Linked DNA regions of Mus musculus: region 2 is linked to region 1. Evidence: chromatin contacts called from ENCODE Hi-C or POLR2A ChIA-PET data. All regions are on one chromosome and are shown on one strand. The core of a region is the stretch at or near the end of the contact, and the rest is flanking DNA. Distances in the headings are between cores, read along the strand shown.

Region 1 (3,303 bases), core at 360-2,859:
GTGACTTCCAAGCAAAGCACAGTTTGGACTAGGGAAAGCTATAAATATATAATGACTTCAAGTGACTTCCTTTCAGTGATTAAGAATTAGGAAAGACATACCTAACAAAAATAGTCCCCCCGCAAGCGCCAGAAGTTTCCTGAGAAGGATCAACAAGTTCAGAGACTTGGGTCTCAGTCCCAGATGCTCCACTTACCGGGTTATGCAGTACCAGCTCCTTCAGAGTTTGTACATCCTCATTGAAAGTGGCCGACATGAGAAAAGCCTGGTAAATCCGAGGCAAGTGACTGAAAGAAAGAACAGGGCTTGATCAGGCTCCAGCCCACCCATTCCACTCCAGTCCCAAGTCCAGACCCTTGCAGGTCTAGGAGCCACTTCTGTTTCTTCCTTACCAGAGAAGACTCTTGAGTTCATCCTCAAAGCCAAAGGAAAAAAGAAGGTCAGCTTCATCTACCACCAGCAGCTCTAGGGAGTCCCGGAGTTTCAAGGTGTTCTGCTGCAAGTGGCTTAACACTCGGGATGGGGTTCCCACCACCACATCTGGCTTCTCCATCAACACAGCTCTGCAGGTGGCAAGGATTTAGCAGCCAGACCCTCGCCCTGGCAGACCTGCCCAGGCTAGCCACTCACACCACCAAGGGCACACACTTGCAAAGCGTTCTCCCTTTGGAGGCCTGCAGGTTTCACCCACCTCTGAGAAGCTGAGTCTTCTGCAGCTGAGACGTTAGCCACTCGCACATCCCGAGCACAGTAGGCAGCCAGTTGCTGGATCATGGCCTGGGCCTGCCGTGCCAGCTCCTTGGTAGGAACAAGAACAAGGCCTCTCACAGCCTGCTCCATTACAGGACCTGTCTGTAAGAACACCAATTCAAGACCGTTCAAAGTACTGGGTCCGCCCAAACAGTCAGAACCATGTACTGCAACACAACCACCTAGCTGTGTCCTGATAAACTCTTAATTCTGCCCACCTCACAGCACAGGGGGCAGAGCTTTCCCAGGCACTCAAATTTAGAACTTGCTGAAATCACTTAACGTACTACGGAGCTGATGAGTCCCCCTCTAGATAAAAGGTTACTCAAAATTACAACAGGATGGCGGTCGTGGCACCAAGGCCCGGGTTGAGAGCCAAGTAACCTGAACTCCAGCTCAGAGATTAAGCTGCAAATTGACCAAGTTCTCTATGGGCCGCCTAACACTGACACAGGACCTATAGGAGGAACCTTGGCACAGTCGGGCACTTCATTCCCTATTCTTTTGGAGCGTCCTGCCTCATACTCACTGCTCCTCTCGCTACCCACCGCCTTCTTGTGGAGAAGCGACTGAAGCATCGGAATAGCATAAGCTGCGGTCTTCCCGGAGCCTGTGCGGGCGCGGGCCAGGAGGTCCTTCCCCTCCAGCGCCAGAGGAATGGCCTTTTCCTGGATCAACGTAGGTCGCGACCAGCCCAAATCGGTGACAGCCTAAGAAGGAAGAGGACGCAGCTCAAGCGGCGTGGAGTACAGCGGCACACCGGGTAGCAGCTCCACAGCCTACCCCATACCTGCAGGAGCCGGGGATCCAGGCCCATGTGTTCAAAACCCAGCGCTTCTTGGTCCTCCATGGCGTGACTCCACGCTGTCAGTGCGCACGCGTAGGGCGGGACAAACCAACAACTAATCAGCTCTGGAAGGTACGTCACTTCCTGGAAGTACTTTCTCCTGGGTGTCCGACGTTGCTACCAATTTGTGCTGGCTCTGCGCAGGAGCGTTCCGCAATGCTGTCCCTTGAACGCCCTCCGAATTGTGGATGCCTCTTCTCTGGCGCCTCAGCCTTCCCTGACCCACAGAGTGACGTGGGCAGGGCTTTGCTAGGTTATGGTTGGGATCGACCGCGTTTTGGCTAAAGGGAGGCAGCCGCCACTTAGGCACATGCGCAAAGGAATTAGGGTTCTGTGGGTAACCAGAGGCAAATCTCACTGGGCAGAAATCGCGGCACAAGTTGCTAACCTAAGATAAATGTTAAATCAGGCCTTCAGCTACTATGAAGATTTTCACAAATACTGCCAACACGCGGTGCAATCCTTAACAGCTCTTAGAAGAAGAGCCAAGTTGACTCGAACCCTTCCTGGGACCATCTTTCCCAGAAAACGAAAATCAGACTTTGTTACACATGTTAATAAGGCCCATTCTTTGAGAATTCCTTACCAGGGAATGTCCTTAGGACTTTTTCTTCTGTTTTTGTTTTTTTTTTGTTTTTTTTTTTTTGTTTGTTTGTTTGTTTTTTTCAAGACAGGGTTTCTCTGTGTGGCCCTGGCTGTCCTGGAACTCACTCTGTAGACCAGGCTGGCTTCAAACTCAGAAATCCGCCTGCCTCTGCCTCCCAAATGCTGAGATTAAAGGCATGTGCCATCACTGCCTGGGGAAGATTGATTGATTGGTTTTTTTGAGACATGGCCTCATTATGTAGTGGCTGGCCTGGAACTTGGTAGGTAGACCAGACTGGTTTGACTCAGCCTCCCTAGTGCTGGAATTAAAGGCATGCACTACCACCCTTCCTTGGGACCTCTTAAAACACCTAAAGCCAAAAAAGTGTCAGTTGACCTTAGGCCCATTTCTTCTGGGCGCTGTAACTATTGTTAGGGCAATAACAGAAAAGAGATTGGTGGGGACTAAAAACATTTACCAACAGGGTCTTATAGTGACCACCTATTAAGAAAGGGAAAGCCCTCCTGATAACAGGAGGGGCTGAGCTGAAGGAAAAGACCAATAAAAGGGGTCATTAAGTGGGCAACAGGATCAATGTAGAGCACTTCCCTAGCGTGCATGATGCCTTAGAGTCTCAATCAGCAGCAAAGGAGAGGAAAAGGGGGAGACTTAAGGTGGGGCTAGAAGCCTAACTGCAAAACGCTGGACTCTGGCACCTGTGACTGCAGTGAGCTCAAACTGATGATCTAGATCAGTGCTTCTCAACCTTCCCAATGCTGCTACCCTTTAATACAGTTCCTCACGTTGAAGTGACCCCCATCCAGAACATCATTTTTACTATTTCACAACTGTAATTTTGCTACTCTTATGAATCATGATGTAAATGTGTCTTTTCTGCTGGTCTTAGGTGGACCCTGTGAATGGGTTATTTGACCCCTAAAGGGGTCATGGCCTACAAGTTGAGAATGACTGATCTAGACTAACTCCCTACTTTAAAGTTATCTGGTCAGCAATCTTGGCCATGCTGAATGGCATTCACAAGTTTCAGGAGTTAGGATGGAAATACCTTTGAGGCAGTCATTTTCCTACCTACCATATCCCTCACATACACGACTGAATC
Region 2 (3,203 bases), core at 595-3,094, 290 kb before region 1:
CCATTTGACAGCTAGGGATACTGAGGCTGCCTATGAATGGGAGCTGGATACCTCCTGACCTGCAAAATGGCTGCTGCCCAGACCCCAGTGGAAATCAAACATGAAGAAAGGGGCCAAGAATCCCTGCACTCAGGGATCGCTCTCATGGAGAAGCCAGGGACCGAGGACAAGCTGCTCTATACCCTGCAAGTCCAAGAAGAAGCCAGAGGTAAGTGGGATTTTGTCTGGTGTGCAGAGTGGGAAAATTACTTAGACCACAGCTCTCCTGTGAGAAGCCAAGCAGCCTAAAGAGGCTGAGGATATCTGGGTGTGACCAGAGGTTTGGTGTCCCTCCCACTGGCCCAAAGCCCCCAACCTCACAGCTGTTTGGCAGGGCAGCTGACTAAGGGATGAGCCAGGATCAGCCTGAATCCTGTGTAATCCCTGATTAGGAAGTGAGGCCTGGGGTACAGAGAGCATAGGAAGGGGTGGGGCTCGAGCCTAAAGAAACCTATAACCTAGTCGGTGGGTTGTAGCCTTCCCAAAAAAGAGAGACCCAATGCCACCTGACACCACCCACATTTCCCTACATTTTACTCAGTCTTTTCTTTCCTTCGGCCCAGCAACCCCTCATGGGACAGCAAGATGCCACCATCCAGTCATTCTTGAAGCCCCGTCCTGCAGGACCTCTTCCTCTAGTGAAGCTAGCACAGACCCTACTAGGGCAGAGCAGTGTCATAGCCTCTAAAGTAATGTGGTCACTTGCTGTTCCCCACAGACCCGGCCTAGGACCCGGCCTAGGAGCAGCCACCTGCTCCTAAGGCCGATCGTGTTCCCCCAAAAAAACAATGGGACCCTTGAGATCAATGATAGAGCACTCAGACAGGACAGGTGCTGTCCAGATGCTGTTTGCAGCCACCAGCAGTGAACATCCCACCCCTGCTTTGTAAGAACTGGCTGCTATATACCCCCGCCACCGGTCCCCTTCCCTAGCACCAAAAGTAACCTGGTTGGCTCCTCACACCTCCCTCAACTCTGATCCCCTCTGCAGACCATGGAGTGCTCTAGGGGATTCATGACCTCCAGAGGCTGCCCCTTACACAGCACGAATCTGTTATTCCCCACCGCCACCAACAACCTACAAACTGTAGATGTCCATCCTTGTGAGTTACTGTAACCTCCTCTCTACTCTGGCTGCCTGCAGCACTCCCGGACCCCAGCCTAATAGGTGGAGGTGATAGGGGTGGGTCACCCATGCCCACCTCTCACAGTTACTCACCCAGCCCCTGCCCTGCCATGCCGAGGCCCTGGCCCAGCCTCTTCTCTGAAGGCATCTCAGCGCCACCCCCAGCCCCGTGTGTCCCCGGAGGCGGGGGAAGCGGTGGCTGCAGCCCTGGATGTCATCCATCCCTGTAAGTGATACTGGCAGACAGTCGGCAGACAGGCTAAGGAGCCACCTGCCTGTGCTGCTCTCCCTAACTCGGCCTTAGCCCTGGCTGCCCCGCCCCCAGAGTCCAGCCTGGCAGCCAGCATACCAGAGTTCTTAGGAGTTTCTTCCCCTGTCCTCTTGTCCAGGAAGGTCTACTCTCAGCCTTTCTTAAGGACTCCTTGTGCACTGGTGGGCACCTGCTCGCCACTCTCTCAGTGAAGCGTTTGGGAGCTTCCCCACATACTGAGCTCACACACACACAAACACACATCTCATGACCATAAGGTGCCTTTCCTGAAGCCCACTGCTTTCTTCTCGCATTTTGACACGATTCCCTGACAGATGCCATGACCCCCTATCTCTCCACAAGCTGGTTATTCCCAGAGTCAGGCCGACCAGGCACCACGCTGGGGGCTTGCCCCTCCATGGAGCTGTAAGGGCCACGTGAAATGCTACTTACATGGGGTGGGCAAGGGGCCAGGGAGAGTCGGAGATGGGCAGGGTGGGGGGCCCACTGGTGGGAGGCCCTCAGCTTCTGGGGTCCCTGAGCCCCGCCTCACTGAGTTGAGGATGTCAGAGATCCTGGGGGCTGGGGCAGAACAGACAGACATGAATACAGGTGGGCAGGGACATGCAGGGAAGAAACCTTCAGACCGAGAGCCAAGCCGGACAAGAGGGGCGGCCAGAGGGGGATGTGGAGCATCAGGACACATGGTGACATGGGAGGGGTGAGGTCAGATGGGGGGTAGGGACATAAATGTTGGGGGAGGAGGCACCAGGAGCACAGATGCTTTTGTCTTTCTAGTGTGCGGAGCTGGAAGCTGCCAAGGGCACAGGATGTCCTCCAAGGAGAGGTAACCTGGCCCCAAAGAAGCCAGAGGCCATCACTGCAAGTGACAGGTAGGTAGAGGACTGGATGAGAGGGAGGAGGGATGTTCAGATAGAAGCATTGTTTGGGCCCACGTGGGTAGCTCAGGCCAGTGGAAGGCCAGTCTTCGCTTCTCTTGAATGTCCCCTAAGCGATTTGACCCCGGTTGGGGTTTCTCATTCTGGCACCTTCTTTGACCTCCCCTGCCTCAAATGGTGAGGTGAATGGTGTTCAGGGATAAGGTACATCAAGAGCCCAGGGCTGCTCTGGAGATAGGCTCTGAGGTACTGTGACCAGGGCAGGGTAGGGTGTGAATGTCAGTAAGGCTAGAAAGTTCTTGGCACTGATGGGTTAAGGGCTCCACCCTATTATCCAGGGTTGGGCCCGAGATGAAGTGAGGGTAGCAGCGTGCAGGGAAGGAGAAGGGGGTCTGAGATGAGTCAGAGGCACTGAGCCCAAAAGGGGCAGCCAGGTAGCTGCCCAGCTATGTTAGTGCATATGCCTTGACTAAGGCCACCCATCAGGCATCCTGGTCCAGGGGGAGCTTGGCCGTGCATGGCAGGTGCAGGAGGCTGAGCACTGGCCATTCTCAGCGAGCCCTCGGTAGCAGGGGCAGCAAGCCTAGGAGCTACTACTTACACGGGGTGGGCAGGGGGCCTAGGAGACCCGGAGACAAGCAGGGTGGGGGCCCCACTGATAGGGGTCCCTCGGCTTCTGGGGTTCCACAGCCCCTTCTCACTGAGTTCAGGATGTCAGAGATCCTGGGGGCTGGGGCGGAACAGACAGACATGAACACAAGGCAGACAAACATACGAGGAGACAACAGAATCGACAGGACGGGGGAGGGGAGCCCCTGCTCTTACCACAAGGGAATCTGAGACCTGAGACCTGGCTTCCTATTTGGTGCCAGGTTCAGCAGCAAGAAGC

Evidence for each region. Hi-C counts contacts between places; a loop is a spot of excess contacts on that map. ChIA-PET counts read pairs that join two places held with the same protein, here RNA polymerase II (POLR2A).
Region 2: a map of left cerebral cortex shows a loop between it and region 1 (2.7-fold over the local background). The contact joins the enhancer-like site here to the promoter of Ddx56 in region 1. A Hi-C loop is called at or near these places in 4 of 37 maps with a recorded cell type or tissue (all left cerebral cortex). POLR2A ChIA-PET finds 5 or more read pairs at or near these places in 1 of 5 experiments (Patski).

What each region holds. Positions count from the first base shown.
Region 1 is chr11:6,266,120-6,269,422 of GRCm38, forward strand. It overlaps Ddx56 (DEAD box helicase 56), which reads right to left and starts at 1,610. Exons shown (of 14, transcript NM_026538.3): 1 at 1,541-1,610; 2 at 1,299-1,460; 3 at 692-852; 4 at 393-563; 5 at 197-287. The coding sequence starts at 1,600.
Region 2 is chr11:5,974,897-5,978,099 of GRCm38, forward strand. The region is part of intron 17 of Camk2b (calcium/calmodulin-dependent protein kinase II, beta); the gene reads right to left. Among named protein-coding and RNA genes, the nearest start is that of Ykt6, 21 kb to the left of the region's middle. Within about 2 kb of position 1,845, at least 1 of the 3 ENCODE cell types and tissues checked has a DNase peak (open chromatin) inside an H3K27ac peak, as active enhancers do.